Regions from separate parts of the Homo sapiens genome. Here region 1 is linked to region 2. The links are chromatin loops, found by intact Hi-C in ENCODE. Cell type or tissue: MCF 10A. All regions are shown on one strand. Links, peaks and the distances in the headings refer to the core of each region. The heading gives the core; the rest is flanking DNA.

The links. Peaks named below come from ENCODE experiments on the same cell type or tissue, not always from the same donor. Only the 100,000 strongest peaks of a DNase experiment are listed, where the experiment ranks them.
Region 1: it touches region 2 in a loop (8-fold over the local background); 9 of 110 quality-filtered maps call a loop at or near these places.

Annotation. Positions count from the first base shown.
Region 1 is chr2:217,136,452-217,152,825 of GRCh38, forward strand. It overlaps LOC124907980 (a long non-coding RNA gene), which reads right to left. Exons shown (of 2, transcript XR_007088085.1): 2 at 15,745-15,861. Among named protein-coding and RNA genes, the nearest start is that of DIRC3-AS1, 140 kb to the right of the region's middle. In MCF 10A, for the core only: a CTCF peak has its summit at 6,412 (motif pointing left); a DNase peak (open chromatin) is centred at 6,400.
Region 2 is chr2:217,706,639-217,723,012 of GRCh38, forward strand. The region is part of intron 2 of DIRC3 (disrupted in renal carcinoma 3); the gene reads right to left. Among named protein-coding and RNA genes, the nearest start is that of DIRC3, 76 kb to the right of the region's middle. RefSeq lists an enhancer at 7,087-7,136. In MCF 10A, for the core only: a CTCF peak has its summit at 7,025 (motif pointing left); a DNase peak (open chromatin) is centred at 7,023.

The sequences.
Region 1 (16,374 bases), core at 3,174-11,173, 570 kb before region 2:
CTGACCTCATAGGCTATGCTGGAAAATATTTTATCCTTTTCTAGTTTTTGGATGAATTTGGAAATATTAATGTTAATACTTACACATTTGGGAGAATTCACCAGTGAAGCAATCTGGTCCTGGGCTGAAAGTTTTTTGATTAGTCATTATCTTTACTTGCTGTAAGTCTATTTGGGTTTTATATTTCTTCTTGAGTCAGTTTTGGTAGCTTAAATGCTTTTAGTATATTCATTTTATCTAAGTTATCTAACTTGTTGGCATAAAAGTATTCATATTATTCCCTTATAATTGTTTTTATTTCTGTAATATAACTTCTTTCATTCCTGATTTTAGTAATTTGAGCCTTCTCTCTTTTTTTTTTCCTTTGTCAGTCTATGGCTTTATCAATTCTGTTGACCATTTTTAAAACTCTAAATTTTGCTTTTGTTGATTTTCTACATTATTTTCTATTCTCCATTTTATTTCTACACAAATGTTCATTATTTCCTTTCTTCTGTTTAAGTTTAGTTTGCACTTCTTTTGTTAGTTTTATGAAGTGGAAGATTAAATGTATAAATTTAAGGTCTTCCATTTAATGTAGACATGTATAGTTATAAATTTCCTTTTGAACACTTTTCCTGGATCCCATAAGTTTTGGCATATTGTGTGGCAGTCTCATTCACCTTAAACTATTATCTAATGTTTTTGTGTTTTATTGCTTTACCCATTGATTATATAGATTGTGTTGTTTAATTTCTATGTATTTTTGAATTTTTAAATTTATTTCTGTTATTGATTTCTAATTTCACTGTATTGTGGTTGAAGAACATATTTTGAATAATTTTGATCCTCTTAACAATACTTAAATTTAAAAAAATTTTAAATGGCCTAACATGGTATATCTAGAGAATATTCCATGTGTACTTGAGAAGAATGTGCATTCTGCTGTTGTTGGTTGGAGTGTTTTATAGATATCTTTTAGTTCCTATTAGTTTATAATTTTGTTTAAGTTTTTGATTTACTTTTGATCTCCTATCTATACATTTTTCTATCTGCTAATGAAAGTGAGGTATTAAAATCTCCGGTTATTACTGTTGAATTGTCTATTTCTCCCTTCAATTCTGAAAGTTTTTATGTATTTTGGGACTTTGTTGTTAGGTTCAAACGTAGTTATAATTGTTATATCTTCTTGATGAATTGATCCTTTCCTTTTTTCTTTACCATTTCTGTTTCATTTATTTATTTTTATAATTTCAACTTTTATTTTAGATTCAGGGGGTACATGTGCAGATTCATTACCTGGATGTATTGTGTGATGCTGAGGTTTGGGATACAATTGATCCCATCACCCAGGTAGTGAGCAGAGTACCCAACAGTTAATTTTTCAAACCTTGCCCCACTGCCTCCCTCCCACTTCTCATAGTCTCCAGTTTATTATTGTCATCTTTATGTCCATGTTTGTCTAATGTTTTGCTCCCACTTATAGGTGAGAATATGTGGTATTCGGTTTTCTGTTCCTGTGTTAATTTACTTAGGATAATGGCCTACAGCTGCATTCATATTGCTGCAAAGGACATGATTTTGTTCTTTTTTATGGCTGTATAGTAGTATTCCATGGTGTGTATGCACCACATTTTCTTTATCCAATCCACCACTGATAGACACCCAGATTGATTCCATGTCTTTGCCATTGTGAATAGTGCTGCAATGAACACATGGCTGCATGTGTCTTTTTGGTAGAACAATTTGTTTTCTTTAGGATATATACCCAGTAATCGGATTGCTGGGTTGAATGATAGTTGTTTTAAGTTCTTTGAGAAATCTGCAACCTGCTTTTTACAGTGACTAAACTAATTCACATTCCCACCAATGGTGTATAAGCACCCCCTTTTCTCTGCAGCTTCACTAGCATCTGTTGCTGTTGTTGTTGTTGTTTGACTTTTTAGTAATTGCCATTCTGACTGGTGTGAGATGGTATCTCACTGTGGTTTTGATTTTTATTTCTCTCATAATTGGTGATGAGCATTTTTTACATTTTTGTTGGCTGCTCATATGTCTTCTTTTGTAAAGCGTCTGTTCACGTATTTTGCCCACTTTTAAATAGGGTTATCTGTTTTTTGTTTGTGGAATTCTGAAGTTCCTTATATATTCTGTATATTAGACCTTTGTTAGATGCATAGTTTGTGAATATTTTCTCGATTCTGTAGGTTGCCTGCTTACTTTGTTTATAGTTTCGTTTGCTGTGCACAAGCTCTTTAGTGTAATTAGGTCTTACTTGTCAATTTTTTTTTTTTTTGAGATGGAGTCTCACTCTGTCACCCAGGCTGGAGTGCAGCGGCACAATCTCAGCTCACTGCAACCTCTGCCTCCCAGGTTCAAGCAATTCTTCTGCCTCAGTCCCCTGAGTAGCTGGGACTACAGGCGCACGCCACCATGCCCAGTTAATTTTTGTATTTTTAGTAGAGACAGGGTTTCACCATATTGGCCAGGCTGTTCTAAAAGTCTTGACCTCATGATCTGCCCACCTCGGCCTCCCAAAATGCTGGCATTACAGGCATGAGCCACTGCACCTGGCCCAATTTTTGTTTTTGTTGCAATTGCTTCTGAGGACTTCATCATAAATTCTTTTCCAAGGTTGATGTCTAGCATGGTGTTTCTTATGTTTTCTTTTAGGATTCTTATTGTTTGAGGTCTTATATTTAAATCTTTAATCTATCTTAAATTAATTTTTGTATATGGTGACAGGTAGAAGTTCAGTTTCATTCTTCTGTATATGGCTAGCTAGCTATACCAGCACCATTTATTAAATAGGGCCTCTTTTCTTCATTGCTTATTTTTGTCAGCTTTGTTGAAGATCAGATGGTTGTAGGTGTGTGGCTTTATTTTTGGGTTTTCTATCATGCTCCATTGGTCTATGTGTCTGTTTCTGGACCAATACCATGCTGTTTTGGATACTGTAGTGTTATAGTATAGTTTGAAGTTAGGCAATATGATGCCTCTAGCTTTGCTCTTTCTGCATAGGAATGCTTTGACTATTCTGGCTCTTCTTTGGCTCCATATACATTTTAGAATAGTTTGTTCTAATTCTGTGAAAAACAACATTGGCTGTTTGACGAGAATAGCATTGAATCTATAGATTGCTTTGGGCAGTGTGGCCATTTTAACAATATTGATTCTTCCGATCCATGAGCATGGAATGTTTTTCCATTTGTTTGTGTCGTCTGTGATTTCTTTCAGCAATGTTTTGTAGTTCTTCTTGTAGAGATCTTTTACCTCCTTGGTTATATGTATTCCTAGGTATTTTATTTCATTTTGTTGTGGCTATTGTAAATGCAATCGAGTTCTTGATTTGGCTGTCAGCCTGAACGTTCATGTATAGAAATATTACTGAGTTTTGTACATTAATTTTGTATTCTGAAACTTTACTGAAGTTGTTTATCAATTCCAGGAGCCTTTTGGTAGAGTCTTTAGGGTTTTCTAGGTATGGAATTATACTGTCAGCAAAGACAGATAGTTTGACTTCTTCTTTTCCTATTTGGAATGTCTTTTATTTCTTTATCTTGCCTGATTGCTCTGATTAGGACTTCTGATGCTTTTCTTACTATAAAATATCCTTTGTGTCATCAGGAACAATTTTTACCTTTAAGTCTATTTTGTGTGATATTAGCCTCACCACTTAAGTTTTCTTTCAGGCACTATTTGCATGTTATATCTTTTTCCTTTCCCTTACTATTAACCAATTTGTGTATTTGAATCTAAAGTCTTCTCTTAAAGACAGCATACAGTTTAATCATTTTTTAAAAATTTGTCTGCTGGTCTTTACCTTTTTTCTGGAGTGTTTAATCTATTTACAATTAATTTAATTACTGATAAGGTAGAATTTATGACTGACATTTTGCTACATGTTTTACATATTTTCTATATCTATGTCTTTATCCTCCTTCTATTCCTCCATTATTGTTTTGTGTCTCTGTGTGTTATACATATATTTTCTAGTGTACTAATTTAATTTTTTCCTTGTCATTCCTTTTATTATATATTTTTGTGTTTGCTTTGGGGATTACAATAAATAATTATTATTAATGGCCAGGTGCAGTAGCTCACGCCTGTAATCCCAGCACTTTGGGAGGCTGAGGCAGATGGATCACTGAGGTCAGGAGTTCGAGACCAGCCTGGCCAACATGGTGAAACCCTGTCTCTACTAAAAATACAGAAATTAGCAGGCATGGTGGCAGGCATCTGCAGTCCCAGTTACTCAGGAGGCTGAGGCAGGAGAATGGCCTGAACCTGGGAGGCAGAGGTTGCAGTGAGCAGAGATCATGCCATTGCACTCCAGCCTGGGTGACACAGCGAGACTCTGTCTCAAAAATAATAATAATTATTATTTATTAATGTTATTGATTAGTAACAATATAGTTCAGATCAATGTCATCTTAATTTCAGTGGTATATAAAAACTTTGTTCCTATATAGCCTTGTTCTGCCCACCTTTCCTTGTGCTGTTATATTTATACAAACTAAATGTTACACATTGTGTGCCAATCAACACAGGTGTGTAACTATGGGTTTGTGCAGTTGTCTTTTAAATCAGATAGAAAAACAAAAGCATTATACACAAAAAATATATTTACACTGTCTTTTGTATCTACCTATTAGTTGTCTTTTTCTGTGCTCTTAATTTATTTATGTGGATTCAAGTTACTTTCTACTGTTCTTCTATTTTAGCCTGAAGGACCCACTTGAATATATCTTGTAGGTCAGTTCTCCTAGCAATAAATTCTCTCAGTTTTTGTTTATTTTGAGTCTCCTAATTTTGCCTTTATTTTTGAAGAAATGTTTTGCTGAATATATAATTTTTGGTTGTCATTTTTTTTAACTTTTAGTGCTTTGAACGTGTCAACATGTCATCCTATTGTATTCTGGCCTCTATAATTTCTGATGAGAAACCAGTTGATAATTACATTGAAGGTCACTTTTACAAGATGAGCCACTTCTCTCTTTCTATTGACTTTGGCTTTTAATCATTTAATTACATGTCTAGGTATAGATCTTTCTTGTTTTATCTAGCTTGGAGTTTGTTAAGCTTTCTGAATGTTTACAGCAATGGTTTTTATTAAATTTAGATATTTTGGCCATTATTTTTTCAATTTTTTTTTCCCTTTTCTTCCTCCTCTCCTCCTGGGGTTTCCATTATATATAGTTGTTATTGGTGCCCCACAGATCTTTAAGGTTCTGCTCCGTTTTCTTTATTTTTGTTTCTTTTTTTGTTTCTGTTTCACAGAGTGGATAATCTCAGTTGACCTATCTTTAAATTTGCTGAGTCCATCCTCTGCCTGCTCAAATGTTATGTTTAGGTCCTATAGTGAAATTCTTATTTCAGTTATTGTATTTTTCAACCTCCGAATTTTTATTTGGTTCTTTTAAATATTTCTCTTTTTATTGACATTCTCTATTTAGTGAGACATCCTCTGGGTTTTTAGACTTTTTTTTAGTTTTTTAAAAAAACACATTTCAAATAGTTGAATAAAAGTCTTTCTAGTAATATCTGGGTTTCTTTTGGAACAGATTTTATTAATCACTTTCTTTCTGTGTATGAACAATACTTTCTCATTTCTTTGCATGCTTCATAATTTTTTGTTGAAAATTAAATATTTTAAATAATATAATTTGGAAATTCTGAAAATCAGATACTTCTCTCCAGGATTTGTTATTTTTGCTCATGTCACTGTTTTTGGTTTCTTCAGTGACTTTTGTAAACTAACTCTGTAAGACGTATTCTTGCTGTGTGTGGCCACTAAAATCTCTGCTCAGTTATCTTAGGGGTCAACTAGTGATTTGACAGACATTTCTTTAAATGCTGGGTAGCAATAAGCCTTTCAGTGTTTTCCAGCTGTGTGCATGTTTGGATAGCCCTTAGACACTCAGCCAGGCAGCTTAAAATTCTGCATTATCTTCATTTCCTGCTTTCCAGAATCTTAAGACTAGCTGGAGGTGAGAGTTTAGGGTCTTCTTTGGTTGTTCGTGAACATGTACACAGCTTTGAGCATATCCATAGTTTTATACATGCATGTGACTTTCTAGGTTCCCCAAAATTGGTCAGAGCTTTTCAAAGCCCCCATGTAAACTTATTCCCACCTTTTCCTTTTAATTTTAAAGTTTTATTGTTGTTGTTGTTCTTAGCCATTGTTTGCCCCAACTGTTATCTACTGTCTTAGGCAGCCTCAGAAATAAATAATTGTCCATAATTGTTTTCAACAAACACCCCTAAAAGAAAAAGCTTTTTATACTGGGCCAGTGCCAAGTCAGTTCAAATACTCTCAGCTTTGCAAGTGGAATCTTCCAGAGAATCACCAGACAGGTCAAATTATGATAATCTCTGGGAATTAGGTTTTGAAAGAATGCCAACCCTCTTCTGCGCCCTCTGGTGGCCTCCAGCCTGCTGATTTTTACTCAGAAAGCAAGGTATTGATTTTCAAGGCTTTCATGGAGTGGGAGAGATAAGAATTAAAATAGGGTAAATTTAAAACACCAGAAATTCACTGTTCTTACCAAGATTTAGCTGTTTTTCTTGACTAAATCTTCCCTGATTGATGCAAACTTTTAGTTAATTTCCAGAGTTCAAAAAAAGTTGATTCTGACTTTTTTTTGTAGGTTTTAAAAATTGTTTTATGAAAGGGAAAATTTTCAGAGGTCCTTACATTGCCATGTCACTGGCATCACTCTCTGTATAGTTTATTTAAAAAGGAATGTGCAACTATTTTTTCAAGTGATTGTACTATTTTACGCTCTCACAAGCAATGCATGAATGTTGCAATTGCTCCACCAATATTCGGTGTTGTTAATCAGTTTTATTTTGGTCTGTTAGATATTTGTGTGAAGGTTTTTTGTTTTTTATCATTTTTTGGTGGTTTTTTATGAATTCCAATTGATTAATTTGTTTTATATTTAGATATTTTTGTATTCCATCTAAAAAATAATTTCCTACCTTAAAATACCAAAGATAGTCTACTATCTTTCCTGCTAGAAGCTTTATAGTTTATGGTTTTACATTTAGGTCTATGATCTAGCTCAAATAATTTTATATATGTTGTGAAGTAGGGGTAAAGGTTTATTGTTTCCCATATATATTTTATATATATATATTATATATATTTATTTGTTTCATTACTCTGTCCTAAAAAATATTATGCATTCTTCACTAAATTTTCCTGATGTTTTATGTTAATATCAATTAACATATGTTTATTGGTCTTTATTTCTGGAATCTCAATGATCAGTTTTGTTAATCTAATTTTCTATCCTCGATACCAATATTACATTAGATAAATTACCAAGGCTATGTAGTCAACCTTGGGATAAGGTTATCTGAGCTACCTAACTTTGTTGTTTATTTCAAGAATTTTTGGTCTAGATTATTTGTGTGTTTATATATTTTAGAATTTACCATCACTTTCTTGAAAAGGACAAAGGGAATTTTTAATCTATAGGTCAATTTGGGAAGAATTGACATCAAACAATGTTAAATCTTTCAATCCGTGAACACAGCATATCTTTCTATTTAGGTCTCCATTAATTTTTCTCAGCCTTATTATACAGTATTATATAGTATTCTTACATGCCTTTTGTCAAGCTTATCTCCAAATTCTTTATGCTTTTATATGCTGCCGAAACAGTATTTTAAAATTACATTTTAAAATTTATTTTCATAATTGTTTTTTTGTATTGTTTACACCTCCTGAAAACTTGCTAAATTTACTCGTTAGTTCCAGTAGTTGTTTTATAGATTACTTAGGGTTTTTTTATGTAAACAATTCTGTCATCTACAAATAAAGACAGTTTTACTTTTTACTTTTCCATCTGTATATTTTTAACATTTTGTCTTGCCTTATCGCACTGGCTAGGACCTCTAATACGATGTTGAATAAATATGGCTATAGCAAATATTTTTGATTAGTTCTCAATCTTAGGGAGAAGGTGTATAATATTTAATAATTGATATGGTATTAATGGTAGAGTTTTGGTTTTGCTTCTTTGGATTTGGCAGAAAGGGCTGCTTTTTTCAGTTTGAGGAAATTCCCTCTGTTAGTTTTCTCAGAGTTTTTAAAATAATCATAAATGAGTGATAATTTTTTCAAATGTCTTTTTTTCCATCTATTGAGATGATTATATAGTTGGGTTCTTTTTTATTAGTTAAGTTATTGTAGGAATGCAATCTTGCATTCCTAGATATCCTAGGTTGCATTACTAGGATAAACCTTACTTGGTCTTTTAATATACAGCTTAATTTGATTTGCTAATTATTTCTTTCTTTCTTTATTTTTATTTATTTTGAGATGGAGTATCACTCTGTTGCCCAGGCTGGAGTGCAGTGGCGCAATCTCGGCTCACTGAAACCTCTGCCTCCCGGGTTCAAGCGATTCTCCAGCCTCAGCCTCCTGAGTAGCTGAGACTACAGGCACGTGCCACCATGCCTAGCTAATTTTTGTATTTTTAATAGAGACAGGGTTTCACCATGTTGGCCAGGGTGGTCTTGATCTCTTGACCTTGTGATCCACCTGCCTAGGCTTCCCAAAGTGCTGGGATTACAGGCATGAGCCACCACACCCAGCCATTAATCTATTTTTAAGAATTTTTCTGTCTATGGTTTGAGGAGATGTTGGTTAGTAACTTTCTTTTCTTACAAGGTCTTTGGAACTTTTGATAGCTTGTTATTAGAGTTACACTGCCTTCATAGCATAAATTAAGGAGTGTTTCCTTCTTTTCTATTTTCTAAAATAGTTTCCATGTGATTGATTTCGTTTCTTATTTAAATGTTTGATAGAATTCGCCAGTAAAACCATCTGGGGCTAGGGTGTTCTTTGTGGAAAGATTTTGTATTGCGAATTTAATTTTTTAATAGACAAAGAGTTATTAAAATTTTCTAATTTTTGTCAATTTTAGCAAGCTGTATTTTTAAAGAAAGTTGTACATTTGTTTTAAATTGGGGAATTAGTGGAATAAATTTTTTCATAGTATTCTTATTGTCCTTTTAAAATCTGAAACATCTGTATGATATCTTTTCTTCCATTCTTGATATGAGTAATTTGTGTTTCTCTTTCTTTCTTCATCTGTTTTGCCAGACATTTATTATTTTATCAATATCTTCAAAGAATAAACTTTTTGCTTTATTAGCTTTCTCTATTGTTTGTTCATTACTTATTTCATTTATTTTTGCTCTCCTACTGAATGGAGGATTCCTTTGTCTTAATTTATTATGCATACCACAGTGAATGAGTTTACTAAATCACTGTTTTTTCGGTCTGGTGCAAATCACACCTGAGTTTGGCATATTAAATTCTTTTTTTTTTTTTAATTTGAAACGGAGTCTCTCTCTGTCACCAGGCTGGAGTGCAGTGGCATGATCTCGGCTCACTGCAACCTCTACCTTCTCTGTTCAAGCGATTCTCCTGCCTCAGCCTCCCAAGTAGTTGGGACTACAGGTGCTCATCACCACGCCCAGGTAATTTTTGTATTTTTCGTAGAGACAGGGTTTCACCATGTTGGCCAGGATGCTCTTGATTGCTTGGCCTTGTGATCCGCTCCCTTGGCCTCCCAAAGTGCTGGGATTACAGGCATGAGCCACCATGCCTGGCCTTTTTTTTTTTCCTTTGGTTTAGGGCATAAGGAAGCGCTGTGGTATAGCAGAAAGTCCTCTGATCTTGGATTCAGCATTTCAAAACTATCACTCAACTTCTTTATCCTCAATTTTCTTGTATGTAAAATAGTGATAATAATAATTGCATATAACTTGTGTGAAGTGTTTGGAACATAGTAATCATTCTCTGATGGTTAACCTCAGGAGTCATAGCAGCTCCTCACTGTCTATGTAGCTCATTGACCAGTATCTATTATTTAACACATAACCTGATTATAAATATTTCAGGTATGTATCATCTGTGATGGGAATAATTCCAAAGAGGGAACATTTCCCAAAGGTATTTATAAATAGCCTCTAGTGCTTACCCTTTTCTAAATGTTATCTGAAGGACACTAAAGGAAATCAGATTGAGTTCAAATAAATATCAGTCTATAGTTCAAAATTAAATTGTCTTTTAGTTTAATTTTTGTGAAAATCTATTGTCTCAGGAAAACTCTGCTGTAAGCCAAGTCAGTTAACATTTCATCCCCAAATTGCATGACATGAAACAATAACACTAGTTTAACTCAATTGTGGTTCAGCACTTTAGGTTAAGCTCAGTTAGGTGTTCTGTTGATCTAAGTTGGTTCACTCTTGGTTTTCAACCAGCAGTTGATCAACTAAGTAGATCTGCTTCTGAGTTTGGATGGCTATTGATTAGAAAAATGAGGGAAACTGTGTTACTTATCTCTCACCTTCTAACAGGGTAACTCAGGCTTGTTCATGTGGTGGCTCCAGGTTCCAAGAGTAGCAAGAGAGCAAGGTCCAATATGGAAGTTCTTTCCAAGCCTCTGCTTGTGTCACATTTGCTCATGTCCCGCTGGTGAAAGTGAGTCACTGGGACAATCCTGATTTAAAGGGGGTGGAGAATAGGCCCCACCATTTGATGGGAGTCAGCAGCAAAGAATTATGGTCATTTTGGTCATCTACCACACTGGCTCTGGGCTCTGGATGTAGTGGGAGAAATATGAGGCCAAGAGGGATGTGTTTCTCGTCAGTATCTCCAGGATGTTAACAAAGGCATGCCTTGCATCCGAAGGACAGTTGGGACAACTCCTGTGTCGCCATCCAGCTAGTGCTTTAATCTGTGAAGAGCTTTCTTGGCAAATCAACAAATACATTCTGCTTAGAGATTGCTAGAAAAATATTTGATTCTCCAGATAGCCGAAATATAAACTTTTCTTTGTTATCTTTACCCTGTTCTTCTTCCTCTTTCCCCCAATCATCCTACTTCCTAACCCATTTGATGTCTTTTACAAAAGCCTGCCACTGACTTTCGTAGCTTTCATCCCTGTGAATGATGAGGAAATGTGCCAAATACCTGCTGATTTATCTGAAATGGGGCGTAAGGCTCATAAACTCAAAAATAAGATAAAAGAGAGCTGACAGTCCAGGCTAAATTCTACAATCCAATTTCAGATTCTTCCCAGTTGATCTCACAGCATATATGCAAGTGCACATACTTGAATACACACCACACCTCTGCCCATGATCACCTTTAAACAGTCATAAACAAAAATATACACAGATTGACTTCAGTAAACATGCTGTATAGGATGGGAGGACTGGCAGGAGGGAAGTAAAGAGAGAAGATATGTTCTCTAGTACTCCAGCATCTCACAGAGACACAGTGATAGCTCTCTTGTTAGCTTACGTGCTTGCTCTCCCAGTATTTCTCTTCAATATTATCTCATCAGAAAAAGTTGTATCAGTTAGCTATTGCTATGTCACAAACCACCACAAAACCAATCACTTGAAACAAAAAACATTTGCTATGTATCATGAGTCTACGTGTTGGATAGGCAGTTCTATTTATCTGATCCAGACTCAGCTAAGCTTCTTTGGGCTTACTCATGAATTTGCTATCAGCTGCAGAACAGAAGTGGACTGACTAGTCTAGGATGGTCTTAGCTGTGGAAACTTGGCCTTCCTCTGTGTCTCTCACATTCCTACAGCAAGTTAGCTCAGGGATATCTCGTGTTTATGGCAAACAAACAAGAATGGCAAGAAAGCAAACAGCAATTCACAAGTGCAAGTGTTTCTTAAGATTCTGCTTGCACCTTGTTTGCTAAGCCCCATTGGCCAAAGCAAGTCACACAGCTGAGCACAGAGAGAAAGGGCCAGTCAGAATCTCTTACCCAAAATGGTCGTAGTAAAAACTGGAAAATCAATCCAATTAATTTACCATTCCAGTTGTGCAACATTACGGAAATTTTAAAAATATTCATGTAATTGTTTGTCACATTATTATTATTATGAGACAGGGTCTTGCTCAGTTTCCCAGGCTGGAGTGCAGCGGCACAGTTACAGCTCACTGTAACCTCAAACACCTAGGCTTAAGTGATCCTCCCCCCACAGCCTCCCCAGTAGCTAGGTTGTTTGTCACATTATTGAATGATCCACAATCTAATTCTTACCCTTGATGGTGTAATTCATTCCTAGCGATAATTTCTTTTAATCCTTTATGTCAGCGTGTCTTCCTGAGACTCCAGTCAGCCTGGATTTGTCTGCAGGCCCAGGAAGGGGGATAGTGCAGTGGCCAGTTTTTAGTGTTCCCTTGTGGGTATATGCGTCCTGGCTTGGGGTTAGCCCTATGTCTTTTCTCCTTTAACTTTATGCCAGGATACAACTCAGAAGATTTACTCATTGAAGAGACTCTCACTTTTGAGCAGCAGAACTGGGCCTCCTTACTCACAGACTCTCACAGGCAGCCTAGGACTCCCGCTCTTGGGCCTCCAGGTTTTTTATGTGGATAATAGAAAGAATCAGCTCTCACTAGGAGCTTGAGGTATATGTGTATGTAGCAGGGGAGGACTGGGGAACATTAGCTTGAATATAGGACACTGTGCTAAATGTGTAAGAGTGAGACACTGGCTAGAATCCACCCTCTTAGCCATTTATCCAACTTATTGCTGTCTAAAAGATATAACCTTGTCATCAAGAATGGATAAAACAAGAAGGAATTAGATTAAATGGTAAAAATTATCTTGCAGTAAAAACTAAACAGCACTTACTGCTAAAATGTATCATATTAGAATAGTGGAGGTCTCCTTTTGAATAGTTTGAGGATCTAGAGACCTAGCCCTCTGTCTAGGTTGAGCTTGCTACAAGGGGTCGTTAGACAAAGGGGAAGTTCTGCTCAGACCTTCTGAATTATGTATGCTGAGAATGACCTTTTACCATCCCTAGCAGCTTCCACCTCCAGTAGCTGTTCTGCTCACCAGCCACTGCTTCTGACCTTTCCTAGACTCTGAGACAAGGCTAGAGTGACTTTCCCTCCTTGTTCCAGAGCACACAGAGGCTCCAGGGTGCATGTCCAGCCCTCACACCAACCGCGCAGCAGCTGAGAGCCTCACACCCATCAGCTTGCCTGTGGAGTGAGGTCACAAGATATTTCAGTCCTTTGAAAAAGGTGTGAACCCCAGCTAAAGGGGAGGAAGTGTTTTGAGAGCTCAGGTCCCAAGGTGAGATAGGACTGCAAGGTTTTTTGTTTTTGTTTTTTTTTTTTTTTGAGACAGAGTCTTGGTCTGTAGCCCAGGCTGGAGTGCAGTGCCGCGATCTCGGCTCACTGCAAGCTCCGCCTCCCGGGTTCACACTATTCTCCTGCCTCAGCCTCCGGAGTAGCTGGGACTACAGGCGCCCGCCACCACGCCCGGCTAATTTTTTTGTATTTTTAGTAGAGACGAGGTTTACACCCTGTTAGCCTAATGATCCGCCCGCCTTGGCCTCCCAAAGTGCTAGGATCACAGGCATGAGCCACCGCGCCCGGCCGATTTTTTTTCTCTTGCTTTAACATTAAGAGCATAAAAAAGGCCGGGCGCGGTGGCTCAAGCCTGTAATCCCAGCACTTTGGGAGGCCGAGGCGGGCAGATCGAGAGGTCAGGAGATCGAGACCATCCTGTCTAACACGGTGAAACCCCGTCTCTACTAAAAATACAAAAAATTAGCTGGGTGCGGTGGCGGGCGCCTGTAGTCCCAGCTACTCAGGAGGCTGAGGCAGGAGAATGGCGTGAACCCGGGAGGCGGAGCTTGCAGTGAGCCGAGATTGCGCCATTGCACTCCAGCCTGGGCGACAGAGCAAGACTCCATCTCAAAAATAAAAAAGCATAAAAAAGTTGTCCTATTACTTCAAGAAAACCATTTCCTTTGGAAAATATTAAAGTCTTTAACTTATCTTCACTTTAAAAATAAATGCATTTCGAAATACGCTGAGAATCCAAACATATCTTTTTCATCTTCTTACGTCATGGGCATTGGGAAATACTTAACAGCAGATGGAATAGTATTTTTAAATGCCAAAAGAAAATAACCATCAGCCTGGAATTCAATATTAAGTAAAAATATCTTTCAAAAGTGAGGGAGTAATAACAACTGCAGTCAGTAAACCTCCGTCAATGAGACAGACACCTGGAGAATCTTCCCTACATTGCCAGCACATTGACTTGGAATGGAACAGGAAAGGGACAGCTGTGGCATTGCTTCCTAGCACTAAGGAAACCAGGGGGTACTTTCTCACCAGGTCATTATCTCTGAAACTGAGGGCAGCTCTGAAGTCCAAATCCAGAGTGGCCCAGGTGTGGAAGAAGGAAAGGGAAGTCTTCAAATGGCTAGGGCCATCTTTCTATGGAGCGGTAGGCTGGAAGCTAATGATCGCTCCTGAAATGATGATGTTTGAGTTGAGCCAGGACAGCCTTGTGGTAGGACTACTGTACAGGTGATGGAAATATTTATCAGGAGGCTAGAAAATAAGCTTCTAGCACTCCTTTACCTCAAGGTTCTTGCATTCTGCTTTTGGCTTCGAAAGATAAGAGGTGGGAGTTGAATGGGAAACTGGCCTGCAGGGGATCTGGTTCCCATGCTCAGCCTTTGCTTTGAAAACCTCAAGTAGAACTAACAAAGTTTTACTCCTACACAGCCTTGAATAAACTCACCCCTCGTCATTCTCCTAGCCTCTTCTTCTCTTGTTCTTTTCAGGCTCCTCTGCTTGGTTCTCCAACTAAATTACCACTCCTTGCCCCTCCCTAAACTTTTCCCAGGCAGAATACCATCCCTGAGAAATGGCTATTCTACCTTTTTCTTCAAGGGTCTGGCCTCTCATTTTTTTCAGAAGCTTTTAAGAAGAGCCCTTTTCCATAAAGTCTTTTTCCTAAGCCAATAAGAACAATAAAAGGTAATAATTACTCCCTGTTCTTCCCTATCTAAATGTATCATAATACTCCTCCCTTACTGCTTCATCCCATCAAAACGTACACCACTGATTTCAACAAAATGTAAAAAATTCACTTTGCCTATTTGCATATATATTTCACTTGAGTTATACCAATGTCTGTCCTTTACATGCTGATATTTTAGGACCCTAGAGGCTTTTGGGATCATCTAACCTCAAGAGAAAATTATTCATCAGAAAAATTTAGATGAATCTACCCTGGACAGCTTTGGGGGCTGCCACAGTGAGATAATTTTTTTGTTCTCATGTGAACCCTGCTTACGAATTCATGCACGTAATTGCTGCTGCCATCTACCTGGCACTTTGCTGGTCTTAACTATACAGTCACCTGTTGTTTCACAGGTAATCAGACTTAGATTAGAAACAATGATAACCAAGGCCCATTTGCCCTAGGCAAAAGGCTGGCGGCAGGAGGCCTTAAAGAGATTTAACAGGCTCTGTGTTTTATTTCATCATGTATTCTATCTAGTATTTTAATGGGAATTTATGTGGTGTGGATATGGGATGGGGATGGAGGAGGTTATTAAGACGAGTGATGATGGACGGAAGGAAGTAACTGACTAGCTTCGTCTAAAGATTCGTCTGCTTCCCCATGCTCCGCCCTGCAGAAGATAATAGCCATCTGTTCTGCAAGTCCACTGGGGAATGAGCAAGGCAACACTGGTTAATAATGTGGCAAAGGAGAGTCAGGGTACACAATGAATTTCACAACTGACAAGTTCCTCGGACACTGGGACCATTGACCGAGTGCTCTGAGAAGTGGGGTGACATGCCCTTCTCTGGAGGCCATCAGACACATCTGTCTGGCAGGATATAAATGTGGTGCTACCCAGAGGGAGAAGAATGGACAAATGGATGCTGGGTTCATGCATTCCAGCCTGGAGATGTTTATTTTAAACGTCATTCCTATCCTGAGAAGGAGGTCTAGAAGTTGCTCCACCAAGGTTTTGAAGATGTCTTTCTCTTTTCTCTTAATTCTCCTGAAAAGAGAAAAGTAAAAGAATTTCTCAGGGAAGAAAGTATGATTTCTTTACACACAAGTTCATGTGGCTCCTACCGCAGCTATTCACACACACACACACACACACACACACACACACACCCCGTGGACCTAAAGACATAAACATTTACACTGGAAAGAAACAAGTCATGGCCCTTTCCTCTCACAAAATGTGTGTAGCATGGGGACTTTTTATTTTTCTCTTGACACACTTTAATGATAATCTAATAAAATAAGTCTAAAGAGATATAAATCAGAATCATAAACTAGAATGACTTGAAAGCATCTTGAAAATCATGTGGTGGATAAGGAAACTGAGTCACAGAGAAGTAGGATAAACTCAGGGTTACCAGAATGACCCAAGGCAGATGAGAAGGCATTAATAATAAATAAAACATGGAGAGGAGTAGAGAGCTCTTCAATCCCCTAGGAGAAGGGTTAAAATGCTGCCTTTAAAGCAATAAAAAGGAGAAATTGTTCCAATGGCTGGCAG
Region 2 (16,374 bases), core at 3,604-11,603:
AGGAAGGGGAAGGGGAGGAGGAAGGGGAAGGGGAAGGGAAGTATCTGGTTGAGAAAATTCCATCGGACACTGATTACATAGTCTCATGACTTTTAGAGAAAGAGAGACTTCTTCTTGGCATCTTACTCTGTTCTCTTCAGCAGATGGACACTGAGGGTTAGAAACCTCCCCACCACCAGCAGCCTTTCACCAGGTCCTATTCAATCTTTGGCAGCTTGGAGAGACTCAGTCTGGTCCACCCCACCCCACCTCCAGCTTCATCTTATGCTATCCTGCTCACCTGCCCTAATCCTTCAAGTTCCTCACCCCAGTCTCTCAGGTTGCTGCCCCATCCTGTTTCTCCCCTCCAGCACACAGCCAAAATCCAAATGAAGTCTAGAACTTTAACAAGTGTCCGATAATGGAGTCACACAATATGAAGGCCTTGGTAGCTGGAGAGCAGGCTCCACTCTCATTCCAGCATGGAAATGCCACACCAATGAATCTTCCTGTTTTTAACTAGATAGCTCTGCCTACTCTGGCTAACATACCTAGTAGCCAGAAATCAAATGCCAAAATGCCCCATCCTGAGCCTTGTGCCTGCACCCGCCAAAACAAGTCTTTCAGGGCTGACTAGAAGATTCCGGATCTTGGAACAAAACAGCCTCACAGCTCCAGGCTCTGCATGGTGACTCATTCCTCACGGAGAAGTTAAACCTCCCTTTGGGAGAAAGAGCTAAGCTACAGGTACTCCAAGACCAATTCCAAAAGCCCTCCAGGAACAGGGCTCAGAGGGAGCCAGGGAAAGTGGAGACAGGGTGGCAGGGCTGGGAGGGTGCCAGAGGACAGGAAATGAGCTTCTGCCCTTCGGTTAGTTTCCAGGAGTGATTCCTTCCAGCCAGGCTGAATGGGATGCACACAGCTACCTCCCTGATGGGGTTTCAATGTTTGTTTCCTCTCCAAAGCTGCAGCTGGAGAGGACAGTCATGCAAAAATGAAAACAGAACTAAGAATCTTTCTTCAACTTTCTTTCAGCCCAATTGAAGTAGAAAATGCAGTCAAAAGATAGAAAATAACATATTGGCAATATTTGTAATTCAGCACAGAATTAATCAATAATATTGCTTAAGAAATGTTTGTTTGGTTTTTACATGTCTAGAATCCTGGGAAGAAAATCTAGTTTAAAGAGAGAGAAAGTTAGAAACTTTGAGATTCTGATGGAAATGTCTTCTGGGTACTTTTAAAGTCTAAGTTAATGGTCTTGGTTCTATTTAAAATATGTGTGATTTCCTTATTAAAGAAGAAATATCTGTTTATTGTAGGAAAAAATCAAAATTCAATTAATGGAAAATATTTTTAAAAATTTCTCCTCCCATTAGATGTGCATACATTCCAGATTTTTTTATACATTAATGCTTTGTTTTTATAAAAATGGAATTCTACATATTTTGTAATCATTTTTCCTTTCGATTATATCAATAACATCTAATTTAGATTGTTATTCTAAATGGATATATAGTGCATCATTATATTGGCATTCCATCATCTAGTCAATAAATCTCTATTACTGAATATTTACTGTGTTTCCAATTTTGGGTATTATAAACAACATTCTAATAGGCACTCTATCTTGCATATGAATTGCCCGGTCATTTCTTTAGGATATATTCCTCAATGTGAAATTACCATATCATATTTATTAAATGTTGATATATATACCAAACTGCCTTCCAGTAGGGTCGGATCAAATTGCACTTCCCCAAACCATGAATGCCTTTTCTCTGCTGCACTCACTATTATGGGTGCTGTCATTCTTTTCTGTATTTCTTAGCTGTATCCAAGTTTACTTGATAATTGTTTTTATTTGCTTTGATAAAAATATCACGAGAATTCTTTTTCTTTTGATTGCATGTGTGAGATAAGGTCAAACTTAATCATTGTCAGTTAATGGAAAAAAAGTAGGAAGAGTGGGAAGGAGATAAGGTAGAGTCCACTGAGGTAAGTAAACAAGAATTAGAAGTAACTGTCTACAAATATCATCATGCCCCCACCCCAGGGAAAAAGGAGGCATTAGAAACCGACTTTGGGTCAATTTCCCATGCTGTTGGACCAAGAACTCTTTCAGTGCTATCCCAAATAGTGCAAGGACCTGCACACCATTTTTAAGTTGGAGGCTTCCAATTCAGGTGATGTCAGGTGACGTGTATATATAACACACAGATGGCATACATTTGAGCAGAATTGGATTTGCTTGGTCTGCAGAAGACCACCCAAGAAAAATTTTGGAGATTCTCAGAGGTATGAAACTGAGCTTAGCCCTCACCTGGTGTAGGACCTCAAGCCTTTCCACTGATGAGCAACTGTTAACAACATAACTAGAACTCCCAGCCCCAAATACTAGAGACTTGTTAGGGCCCAGGTGAAAGAACTGATGACTCTTTTGAAGTGTTCCTCACATGCTGTTGGTTTCCTTTCTTTTATATTTACATGCGTAATCTCTTTTAATTATCACAGCAAACGTTTGAAGTAGATTTTATTATTTTTCCCGCTCTACAGATGGATGAGCTGGAGCTGAGACCACTATGGCAAAGCCACAGCATGAATCCATGTCATCTAATTCATGCCCTTTACACTATTACCACCTGGTAGAGTTTGCAGTAACACTACTCACTTCTATTGCAGTTAGAGCAGAGGCTCCAACAAGAGCCCAGCGGTGGCCAGATTTCTTCCTGCTTTACCAGATAAGAAAGAAAACAGTAATTGGGTGACAATACCTAAATTCCCTTTGGGGTTCTGGGCATAAGAGAAGTGTTACATGTGCCTTCCTTCATAGGATAACAGACTCCAATGCTTACAGGACTTCTGAGAGATGTTAAGAAATCAATCCCCATTAGGCAAATTAAATCTAAATAAATAACACCCACTCTGCATCTTCCTGGAAAAACCCATCCCAGGCCCATATGGCTTCAGGCAAGTTGCTTAGAAATCATGAAGATCATGTAGAGACACAGGATGCAAATGCAAGACACCGATCATTTGGTCTCCTCCTTTCCATGGCAGCTTTCCACCAGGAGGCTATGGGAAGGTCATGGCCACCAGATGTTGCTGAGGACAAGAAAACTTGTTCCTGGCTGGGCTTTGCCAGAAGCCTCCCTCCACCCTGCTGTACCCATGGTGTTCTGACAACCCTGTGGTGCTCACATCCACAGTGGCCTCTCCATTGCTTCCAGTGGCCCATCTGCCTGGGCAGCAGGAATCAGAGGGGTGTGACATGGAGACACAGACCATCTAGTACTAAATGTTTGTTAAGGCTGAGTAGAGTCTGGAATGTTGGCTTGAGGGCTGCTGTCTGAACCATCAAAGCAATGAAAAACTTAAACGAATATGCCATTTGAGATGTTCTCCGAGGTGGGTGAGCTCTTACAAGCAAAAACTGGAAGAACTACTCTGGTAGAGGAAATTCCTTTGGACACTGATTCAAGTTCTGGCTGTGCCACAGTGGTGTCATCTCACATACCTCCCCACTAACCTGCTCTCCCCATACTATGTTGAATTTTCTGTCTTTAGCCAAAGCCTCTTTCAGCCTAAATGAGACCTTCTACTGGTGGAGCTTCAAAGCACTCCATCTCCCGGCATCCCCCACCTTCTCAAATTTCATTTAAAAGACCATGAAACACCATCTCTACTCCCACAAAGATAAATGCCATGCAATCCATTCTCCAGCCTAGCAGGCCTTTCTCAGGCCATCTCACATCACACACTCACCCTCCAGCTTCCTGCTGCCTAAGGTGCTTGAGTCACACCAGATCCCTTCTTCTGGGGAAGCTTGTCAGATAGCTCCTTTTATCCCACACATTTACACCAACTGCCATCATCACCATGCATTCAAACTCACACTCCAGGACAGGCATGGACCACAGATGTCCCAAAGCCACATCTCCTAATCCACAGATTCACACATCACATTACAGGAACTCAATTACTTGGTGACTAAAGTCAAGCTCAGAATCTCTTCTCCATATTCAATAGATTCACTCTTCCTCACTCAACTTCCTCATTCCAACAAATTCAGAGACTCTCTACTTTTCTAAGAACTTACAGGTCCCCCTTAGACCTCCATAACACCTAGGAGAGTTAGATGTCATTACTCCCATTTTATAGAACAATAAATCAAGGTTCAGAAAGATTGAGTGACTTGGCCAAGTTCACACATCAGGCTGGAGACTGCCTGCTGAGATTCAAACTCAGATCTGTTGAAAATCTATGCTCTGTCTAACAACTACAGGCTGTAACACAAGGGATTTACACAAGATTACACAATTGTTCAATAGGGTTAGGAAAATAGAAACAAGAGAAAGGACAGGGCCAGAGGAAGAGAGTAGCAAAGATGAGCTAAGAAGGTAAACTTATTGTCAAGGTAAAGAGTTGAAGTTTTACGTTACAGGCATTTAACCATGCCAGTTTTTTAAGCAGAAAAGCAAAACTAGGGGGAGGAAGCAATAACCTAAGTAGAAAAAATTCTCTAAAAATCATGTGTCAAGGTCCCTTCCTCCAGCAAAGGCTTCCCTTAAGCCATCCAGACAGGGTGGAACGGTTTCTCAGAAATCTAAGCCACTCCATGCCTGTGTGGTATGAAACCCCATGCAAATGCCATTAAGCCTTCACCAGAGGCTCCCTGCCATGGGCTCTCCCTGTCTCCAGCTGCCCCAGGACAGCAGGGCTGCAGCAATGGCTTGGTGAGCAGATCTGGTTTGCAGCACAAAGCTTTGCACTCCCCCTGGACTGTTAGCCCTGACACAGTACATAGCTGTGGTTTCTATGGGAAAGCCCCTGGCTACCCACACCAGGCCTTAAATGTAGGATGAATCCCACAAAATCTCCCATCCGAACCTGCATTAGGACTCAAATCCTCGGCTGATCCTGGCAGGGCTGGGCCTCCGGGCACAGATTAGCACAGAAACCCCAGGAACTCAAAGCACCTGCAGGCAAGGATCACTATGGCTGGGAAGCCAGCATCCCCAGGTCTCCCTGGCCAAGTCAGATCTCTTTTCCCAGAAGTCTTTTCATGGTGAATAGGACACTATGACCAGGAGTCAGGAAACCTGGGTTCTTGTTCTAGGCCAGTCACCAACCAGCTCTGGGGCCTTGAGTAAATCACTAGCCTTTGCCGGGTCTCTACTTTCTCATCTCAGGAATACACCACCAGCCCTTGCTACTCTGCAGAACTTCGTAGAAGAACATGTAAGAGTATGGATGTGGAAATCATAGCCAACTTCCTACTTGGTGGGATACCTGGAGAAGACTCAGAGATGGCAGATAGATAGATAGATAGATAGATAGATAGATAGATAGATAGATAGATAGATAGAAAGAAAAACAGATCATCTCCCAGATTTCTGGGAACAGTACAGATGGCAGATGTTCTTCCTCAGTTTACTCATGAGCATAGTCTTACTTTTAAGGCGGTATGCCTAATTTCTTGTGAGATAATAAAGATGATAATTCAGTCAGGGAGATGGATAGAGCCTAGAGGAGGAATTAAGGGTGTGCACTTAGCCATCACTACTCTACCTCTGTTGAGCTGTGCCATCTTGGACTAGTTACACAGTTTCTCTGGGCCTCAATGTCATCATCTGTAAAATGAGATTATTAAGAGTTGTACCCAGTTGTGGGTACATAGTACCTAGCACATGCTCAGTGCTCAATGAATGGTGGTTGATGATGTCAAAAAGGAATTCTGACTTTCAGGCTCTGTCTATGTTGCTCTGTCCTTCCACTCCTCCCCATCCCACACATCCAAAGTATATCTTGTAATTGTGACCCTGGGTGTGCCTTGAAGGGTTTGGCTCTTTCTTTTTCCTATGCACTCCTCCTGGAAAACAGCAGACCTGCTGAGGCAACCAGCACAGAAACAGAGCTCGTGCCGACTCCCAACTGCCGGGGATACAAAGGGCTGCTAGGGAGATGGAGCAGGAAGCACAGCCCTGGAAGAGTGCACTGTCCCCCCAGCATCCGACAACCGGCCTCTCAGTGTGGAGCTCTGTGGGGCACAGTTGACGACTGTCACTCACATCCACTGACACCACCGTCTATGCCATTTGTCAGCAAGCAGAATGTCCTCATGTGGTTTGACCTGACTCTCTCAAGTCCTGGGGAACAAGGTTGCACCCTCCACATGAAAACAACCAGCTCAATGCACAGAGTCTGGTCAGATTCACAGCTGGAGTTTGCATCTGTCACCCACCACCCTGCAAGGTTCTATTCTTCAATTCGACCAAATAACTTGTAACTGGGGACACAGCCCAAACATGGAACCAGGAAAGGTCAAGGTTCCAAGCTACCTTCGAGATCATCTGATCCAATAACTTCATTGTTCTGGTAGGAAAAGCAAATCCCAGCGAGGGGACTTACCAGAGATCATACAGTTGGCCAGGGAGTGGCTCAAGGATCTAGGAGTAGCAGAGGCATCTTCACCCCCCCTCACCTGGGAGAAAACAGAACCACAAAGAGGGGGAGGTCGGCTGGTGGAGGGGACTGACACCGGTTGCATTTCAGGGGCTTCGCAAGGGGTAGAATGAGCACTGGACTGAGGGTTAGAAGACCAGGGTCCCCCACGTGTCTCTGCCTCGAATCAGCTGGGCCCCCGTGAGCTGTCACTTCCCCTCTCTTTGGGTCTCAATTCTCTCTTATAAAACGGAGCATCCCATCCACCTCTAAGAATGGGTTCAAGGAGCAGATGAAAATGTGTTTTGAAAATCCTGAGGCTCTACATATGTACAACCAAATTCTGCCCATCTACACAGCCACTTTTAGCTGTTGTCCCCAAGGCCTGGAAGCAGGCAGAGGGGAGAGTTAGGTAAGCTCTCTGAGCACATCCAAGGCTGGAGGGCTTCCCTCAGCAAAGGGGGCCCAGAGCACCAGGCTAAATCCATGTCATTCAAGCAGCGCTCAGGTTGTGTCTAAGCAGCTTTGATTTTAAAAGATTAGGAGGGCCGCAGGGTGGAAAGAAAAGTTGATGAGGCAACAAAGTCCTGCCCGCAGTACCACACTGCCCTCTGCAGGGTGTCTGTGAGAAGGCACCTCGGCTGGCCAGGTCAGGTTAATTCCGACTGCCCAGGGTCACAGATCCATTCCCGTGCCTCCACGCAGTGCAAGCCCTCTCCAAGTAGAAACAGGGATTGGGGGGGTGCTGCAACCACCCTCAGTAATCTGCTCTGTCTTCAAACAGCGCAGGCCTTTCTTGGTGTCTGGCCCGAATCTTCCTCTTGTCCTGACACCAACCATCTTCCAACCTGCCCTCCGAGGAGCCTGCCTTAGCGTCTCTTGCTTGTGACTCTAAAGCCAGGATTTAGAAGGTTCTAGAAAACAGAACAGCCCTGGCTCCTGCCCACCTCATTGTACCCTCTTTTCTCCAGAATAAGGTGGTTTCTCCATACCCTGGACATATTTTGGTCCTTGGAGAAAGCCCCCACACTGAAGGAGACGTGTCTTGCCTGAATCAACAGACAAGCCAGCGTCCTGCAGGTCTCAGTGATGAACCAAAAAGTCTGTGACTTTCACGAACATCAGACCCAATCTCCACAAATGATCTGGGATTGCGGGGGACATCCAGGGCCCAGAGCCTGCCCCCACGGCAACAAGGAATGTCCTCCAAGGCCCTCATGGCACCAGACCTTCCCCCTTCTCCATCCTCTCCCTGGCTGTGTGGTTCAGAGTGGGGCACTCTGCAGCTGGCTGACCAGCCTCCAGGCATGGGCTCAGGCCATGCTCCCTGTGTGCCCTGTGCAGACCCGGGGAGACGCTGCAGCCGGCCTGGCCATGTGACACGGGTGATTCACACACGCAGACGCCCAGACCAGTTTCTCCTTTCTTCCTCTCCCAGGCCATTACAAAAGGCACAGTCTCAGCACAGTGCTGCATTGTTCCCAGGGTCAGCAGAGGCTGGAAGCTGAGGGGAATTAGGAAGACAGGGAGTTGAGCAGCGTAGAGTGGTTTTCCATGCAGCATATGCACCTCGTGCAAGCCAAGCCCACTTCCTGTCTTGGCTCCAGCTCTGGAGCTCAAGTTTATATCTCCCTCCTTCAGAACCAACTTCGGTTTGGGTTGTTGGCTTCTTTAATTTTCCACTCTCCGCACGTGTGCATTTCTTTGAAAAATATGCACGTGCTGTGTCTTTTTTCTTCTCCAGCACACATCATTCTTTAGAGACTATAATATAAATTCGGAGTCCAGCAGCCTTTGTCTTTAAGAGCATGCTTTCTCCTTTGTCTTCTGCTCTCTACCCCCAACAAGACACTAAGCATAGACAGGTTGGTGGATGTGATCAGAGGTACACGTGGGCAAGGCCAGGACTTGGGGGTGCAACATGAGTGAATGGAAGAGAGAGGAGGCTGGTCAGCAATGGTGGCAGGGGGTGGGGGGTGAAGAAATTTGGCCATGAATGGGGCAGTCAAGGATTTGGGAAATTATTCCAATTTTCCTATTCTTTAATTATGAAAATCTTCGACTCTGGGTAGGTGAAAATAATTTCCTGGTAAATAAACACTTGGAATCAGAAGGGCTTTTGGCAGCCCAGTGGTCCCATTCTGATCATCTGAGAGGTAGTCCTTCCTCTACAGCAGGCCCATGGCCAGCAGGACAATCTGTCCCACGGCTGAGCAGCTCAACTCATTAGAAGGAGCTTTGAATATCAGGTCAAAATGTGTCCCCCAAGTGGTAGGTTGTAAAAATGGTCACCCTTTTTCACTCCTCCTTGTATCCATGCCCTTAACATGTGACTTTGCAGGACTGATCTATGACTTGCTTTGATCAAATGTAATGTCATGCCATTACTGAACTTAGACTTCAAGAGACCTCACGTACTTCTGCTCTCTCACTCTGAACCCTGTCACTGGCATGAGAACAAGATCAGTATAGTCTGCTACAGGATGAACTAACACATGGAGGAGAACTCTGTCATCCCAGCTTAGGCCTTCCTAAGCTTAGACTCTTACTCTCTCAAGTCCTGGGGACAACCCACAGCCAGCATGACAGCTGACTGCAGATGCATGTATGAACCCCAGCTGAGATCAGCCAAGCCTGGCCCAGGTCAGCAGAACCACCCAGCTGAGCCCAGCCCAAATTGCTGGCTCTCAGAATTATGAGTTAAATAAATGTTGTTTTAAGTCAATAAGTTTTGTAGAGTTTTGTTATGCAGAAAAACTAAACCAGTGCAGCCCATAATAGCCCTCTACAGCTATACAGAATAATCTCGTGATTCCTTGTCCCTGAGGACAGCCCTTTAAATAGTGAAATACTTATCATTGCCTCTAAGCAACAGAATGACTCTTGGGGAGGTCATGCTACTAGCTCCTGTTTTAGAGGAAAATCACCCACCAAGACATCCTTTGCCACTTCTTTTTCACTAGCTGCCAACCTAGGAGCTGCAAACATCTTGCAGTTGCTGTCAGCATCCTTCTACAACATCTTACTCACTCATTAGAGCACTCTGACAGCCCCATACCCCAATAATCTGATCTTTCCAGCACATTTTATTGAAAATTAAGAGAAATTATAAGATTGAGATGAGGAGGACACTAAAGTACAATGAAAGTAGTTAAGTAAATTAGGCTTCTTGAAGCCACTTCTGACCCAAATCTGCCAAAACTGCCAAAAAGCCTCCAAAATAAATGTCCATGGAAGGCTTCACATGGAGCCCCAGCTCCATGGGTCACAGCAGTTGAGGGTGGTCAGGGGCTGCTGCTTCCAGCATTGGCCATGTGAAGCCAGCAGCAAATGCATTGAACTTGGTCTTGGGGCTGATGGGGAAGGTCATCACCCCCACCACAGGAGACAGATCAGACCTATGGCAGCCTCCATTTGGAACCAGATGTGGAGGGAAGTGGTGTGGGAAATGGCTGCCATCTGTGGATTTTCTGGCTGAAGACTTGACTGCAAAGTTTGCCAGTTTCAAACGAGCCCTTGCAGCTTGGCTTCCTGTTTTCCGTTTGCGCTCCCCGTGTGTCACGGCACAATTATTCTGGGAGACGTGCTCAAAATGGACACGGTCTCCAATTTTCTTTCCCTAATAACAGTGCGGGAAATAGGGGTGAGGAAGGCAGTTGAGAGAGGAAAAACCCCAAACCTCAGAAAAGGATGAAAACACTTCTAAACTCAATTTCAAAAATGAGAAAATCAAAATCACCAAATCGCAATACACAGCCCTCTACTCATTCAATCCAGTCCCCTTATGGCTGAGCAGGCTAGCGAAGAGAAGAGACTTCATGGATGTGAGGGGTGTGAGTTCTACTTTCATGGGATCAAGAATATTTTGAAATTTTCTTTCCTGAGAGCCTAAAAATCATCCGCCTGGGATGGCAACAAGGTCAAATGGCTGGTGGTAGGGTCCTGAAAAGATGCCGTCCACCACCAATTATTTTTCAACCACATACATGGCCTTGGCCATGGCTCAAAGCAGAACAAAGAAAGGGCAACTCTCTTCCAGCTCTTTTTTGTCTTCTACTGGACAAATTAATCAGCCCCAGTGCCCAAATCCATTCTTATTCATGGCCAGGAAAGAAGTTGGAAGTCTAGAGTATGCATGTTTTAAAGGTCTTTGGAACTGTCTTGCTTTTGGATTTTAGATGAAAAGATTAGGATGTGTTTGTCTGTGTGTGCCTATGTATATGAGCCTGGATTTATCCAGGCTTTTATCTATGTGCCTGGGTACACATATTTGTGTTTCTGAAAGTGCCAGCTAGTGTGCGAGCATGATTTACATAAATAAATATATCTATAACATGTACACTTGGTACGAATGCCTGTGTGAGCCCATGAATGTGCACACTTGCTGGCCAGCATGTGCATAAAGTTGTGTTTGTGTGTGCATGCACATGAGTGTGTGAATGCCCCACATGTGTTGCATGCACTAACATGTCTGCAGTCTATGTTCAAGATGGGGTGGCATGAGTGTGCATGCTAGCACACAACTGCCTGTGAGAAGGTGTGTCTGTGTGTGCACGTGTCTGTCCGTGCAAGCAGGGCTCCTGGTCTCTCCCCATCTCCATCTCCACCTCCCCCTCCATCAGCCCACAGCAGCCTCTGTTTGCCTCCCTTTGGGATCTGCCAGCTAATGGCAGGAGTTCTTCTCCCAGGGAAACAACACTCCTCCCTGCTCATTTGTGTCTCATCAGAGGGCTAACTGGCCTGGAGGGGCTCCAGGCTCCAACCCGTAAATGGCAGCCCACGATGGCAATGGACGACTTTCTTAATTGCCCGTGATGCTTGCGGGTGCAGTGCAAACACAACGGTAGCTATTAGGCTGCGAGGCCTGAAGCAGGGTTACATTTTGCGCCTGTGTGAATTTAGTGTTCCTGGGAGTTGAGAGGCCAGAGTGGGTTGGAGCCACCGAGAGGCTGTTATTATGGCCTGGCATGAGCCTGCCGTTAGCTTCTTGAGACCCTGAGGCCATTTCACCACACTCCAGAATTGCAACCCCCTTGAATTTCCAAACCAGGGACCCTGGGCAGCAATCCCCCCACCACACACACACACACATGCACACACACAAACACACACACACACACACACACACACACACACACACAGAGTCATGCTTCTTCTTTCTCTATTCTGTCTGTCTCTGATTTATTTTTCTTTCTGTCTCTTTCTCCTCACTCTATGGTTTTTCTCTCTCTTTCACTCTTCCCCTCTATCCGTTTCTTGCTTCCTCCCTTCTTTCTTCCTCCCTTCTTCTCCTCTCTCTGCCACTCTCCTAGTTCATAAGCTCACAGCAGCAGACCTAAAGCTGGACAATGACCAGCATCACCTTCACCTGCCCAACCACCAGCAGTAGCCTTTCTCCTTCTCCAGCCCAACCCCAGCCCAGTCTCTCCCTTTGGTCTCCATCCAGCCCATTCCTTCACAGTTCTGGGTCCCAACAGGAACATTTGTTATGTATACGTAACTCTAAGGCTTTGAGGAGGCTGGAGGGGTTTAGCAATGAGCTTTTTGTTTCTTTTGTTCCCCTCTGTTTGCCCCCTCATAGACGCCCATGATAACCAGCGCTCAGCCTCTTGTTTTCTGCGTTGCTGGCTTCAGCTCACATGAGGGAAACTGAAGATCCAAAGATAGCGGGAGTACTCTACATCAATACATCAAAGGAAAGGTGCCCAAATGCAGGACTCCTCCATAGCTTAAGGCACAAAACTTCTCCTCCGTAGGCCCAGAATGGAAGAACATGGGTTTGAAGCCTCCAGTTGTGGGTGGCACTTGAAGGAATTTGGAGCAATGACAGAAGACTGTGTGATTTCCTCTTGAGAGGAGAAGTGGGCCAGGAAACAGTGGTAAGACACTGCTTTATAAATGGCTTAAAATATCCTCATTCAAATAGTTCTTCAGAACATGTTGCTTGGCTCAATGTTTATGGGTGAATAAATGAGTGAGTAAACAAATAAGTGAATAAATGAATGACTAGAAGGCAATTACGTTCCCTTTCCTAGAGATTCCTAGGAATGAAAATCATACTAAATCTGGATGATCTCTCCTTAAAGTAAGGGAATGCATAAGGTGACATCAGCAGGGCTCTCCAACAGGAGGAAGTAGCAATCCTCCAGTAGGTCCCCTCCCCTGGTGGCACCCAATTCCTTTGTGTATTAGTCTCCACTAATGATCTCAATTGACCTTCCCACCAATAAAGCATTGGAGATGAGGAAGCTGTGACGTTATGAGGATGAAGGCATTTCCAACTCTTTCACAGTTTTCATCCAATAGCACAACATCTTCTCTTGTCCTTCATCTCAGCCAGGACCATGAGAGGCTCCCAGGTGACCCCACATGGAACAGTAATGCAGATGCCTAATGCTTTTGTCCTTCTTATTTTGTCTACCTTGCCAGGTGTAAGGGCACTTTCTGACTGGGGAGGAAATATGAAAGTTCAGCTCCTTTGCATCTAGTTGGGACAAACTCTGAAGCATAATTTGCATTCTATCATGCCTCTGCAGGATCAAGGTAAAGTTTATCCTCCATGAGTTTATAACAGAAATTTCATGCTTGCTTGACTTCTTCCCCTTTTCTTTCCTGCATGCCCCACTCTCTTTCAAGTTTCTCCTAGGATCATTTTGTTAAAAAATCACTTGTGCACTAATAGTCATCTCAAGGTCTACTTCTGGAAAACTGATCTTAAATAACAGAGTGCTCAAACTAAAATGCCTACTAGAGTCTGTTGTGAGGAGGTATAGAAACCTCACACTCTACCCATCTTAGTTTGTTTCATGCTTCTATAGCAATACCATACACTGGGTAATTTATAATGAACAGAAATTTATTTAGCTTGTGGCTAAGTCCAAGGTCAAGGAGCCACATCTGATGAGGGCCTTCTTGCTGCATGATAACATGATGGAAGGCATGACATGTGTGTGAGAGACAGAGAGAAGGAAGCTAAATTCATCCTTTTTTAAGAAACCCATTCCCAAGGTAACAATCAATTGATGAGGGCCCTGCCTCTAATCATCTCTTAAAAGTCCCACCTCTCAACACTGCTGCACTGGGGATTAGGTTTCCAGCACATGAACCCTTGGGGAACACATTCAACTCACAGTGGCATCCAAAGACAGCAGCCGCTCCCAGTGGGAATGGCAGCCATACTGCAAGATAGCCTGACTTTTTAAAAATGTTTAACAGAATCCATGGTTTCACATATCTCTCCATTTTTAAGTGTGAAAAACATCTGAGATCTTTTTTAACACACTGTTCAAGCTGAGCAGAACACATCCACAGATGGGATTCATATTCCGACTACTAGATTTCAATCTCTGCATTGGTGGTTCAGATTCTAGTGAAGAAATGATTGGAGGTGACTTCCAACACCACCCAATCAAAAACTACCAAGTATTGAAAAGGGCAGAAACATGACCCATGGTATCATGACAAATCAATTAACCAAAACCAACTTGAAACCTACACGGATGTTAGAATTATCAGACAAGGAAATAGAAACAGTTATTATAATTATATCTGTATATGTTCAAAAAGTTAAGTAGAAGATATTTTAAAAGATCCAAGTCAGACTTCTACAGATGAAAACTAAAATGTCTGAGATGAAAAATACACTGACTAGAATAAATGGGAGATCAGACATTACAGAAGAAACTTGAAGACTCAGCAATATGAGCTAGCCATGAGGATACATAAAGATAAAAAGACATTATAGAAAAACTAACAGAGTATCACTGAGCTATGGGACAACTTCAAGCAACCAAATATATGTGTAATTGCAGTCATCAAATTTGAGATGCAAGGGAGAACAGAAAAATTATTTGAAGAAATACTGGTTAAATTTTTTTCCAAGTTTAATGAAAACTATATACCCACAAACCCGGAAAACACAATGAATGCCAAGCAAAAGAATATGAGGAATATCACACCTCATAATCAAATTGCTCAAAACCAGTGATTAAGAGAAAATCTAAAAAACAGCAAAAGAAAGGTACATTATGAACAAAAGAGCCAAAGTAAAGACAGCAGATGTCTCATCTTAAAACAGTATGTGAGGGAAGGCTGTAGGGCAATATCTTTAATGTGTCAAAAGAAAAAATATCAACTGGAATTCTATACCTAGTGAAAATATCTTTCCCCAAAAAAAGCGAAATAAAGAAATTTTCAGGCATAAAAAACTGTAAGAATCTAACACCAGCAGACCTACATTAGAAGAAATATTAAAGTCCTTTGGGAAAAAAAAATTAAACCAGATGGAAATATGAATGAATGTGCACCAGGAATTAAGAACACCAAAAATAGTAACTTACATTATATGAAAAACTTACCTAAAATGAATCGCAGATGTAAACATAAAATATAAAACTATATACATAGAAAATATAGAAAAAAACCTTTATGGTTTCTTAAGACTTCATACATACAATACCCAAAGTACAAGTGATAGTAGAACTAATTGATAAATTGGACTTCATCAAATGTAAAAATATCTACTCTTCAAAATCAGAATGAAAAGACAAGGCACAGACTACAAGAAAAATATTTACAAATCATGTATCTGATAATGGATTTGTATCCAGATTTATAAAGGGAACTCTCAAAATTCAATAAAGAAAATAAGCAACCCAATAAAGAAAACAGGAAAAATATCTAAACAGACACTTTCCCAAAGAAGACACATGGATGGCAAAAAAGCACATGAAAAGACATTCAACCTCATCAGTCATTAGGGAAATGCAAATTAAAACCACAATGACATAGCACTAAATAATTATTAGCATAGCTAAAATGGAAAGGACTGACCACATCAAGTGGTGGTGAGGATGTGGAGGAACTGGAACACTGTTGGTGGGATTGTAAAATAGGACAAGCATTTCGGAAAGCAGTTTGGCAGTTATTTTACAAGTCAAATATACACCTACCATATGATTCAGCCATTCCATTCCTGGATGTTTACCCAAAAGAAATAAAAGCATATGTCCATACAATGACTTGACTGAATTTTTATAGCAGCCTTATCTGTAATAGCCAAACACTTGAAATAACCCAGATGTCCTTTAACAGGTGAATGGGTAAGCAAATTATAATATACTCACATGATGGAATACTACTCAGCAATCAAAAGGAATGAACTACTAATACATACTACAATCTGGATGAATCCCAGAATAAGTATGCTGAGTGAAAGAAGCCAGACTAAAGAACATACATAGTATATTATTCCATTTATATAAAATTCTAGGAAACTCAAACTAACCTATAGAGAGGTAAAGCAGATCCATGGTTGTGTGGGTGAGAGAAGCAAGAAAGAAAGGTTACAAAGTGCCACAGAGAAACTTTTTGGGATAATAAATATGCTCAACATCTTGATTCCAGTGATGGGTTCATGGGTATACACCTGTGTCAAAACTTATAAAATTGTACACTTTAAATGTGTGCAGTTTGTTGCATGCCAATTATACCTCGATAAAGCTATTTTAAAAACAGCTTTATTATACTTATTTATTGATCTGGCAATCAACAATGATGTGTTTAAAAAAGAAAAAGAAATTGTCAAAAAAGGTGAAGCATTCTTAACCTGGACGTGGAAGCAGGGGAACCATAACCCACAGGTCAGCCCTACCATGGCCCAGGGTTCATTCATTCCCTTTCCACACGCCTTCATAGGCCCTCCAGTTGACTGAACATTTACTCCAAGGTCATTTAATTAATATCCATGAGAAAATGAGAATGTATGTGGATTTTCAGCAGGGACAAGAGCTGCATCAACTCTTTACTTTGTGTAATCTATATAAAAGTATGCCTTTTATCAAGGCACAATGCCTTACTTAAGCTTTTATAAAAAGTACCTATCCTTTACAATAGAAGCATAAGTATACAGTAGATCAAATATGAGCCACGAGTGAGCCGTTTGTTCTCACC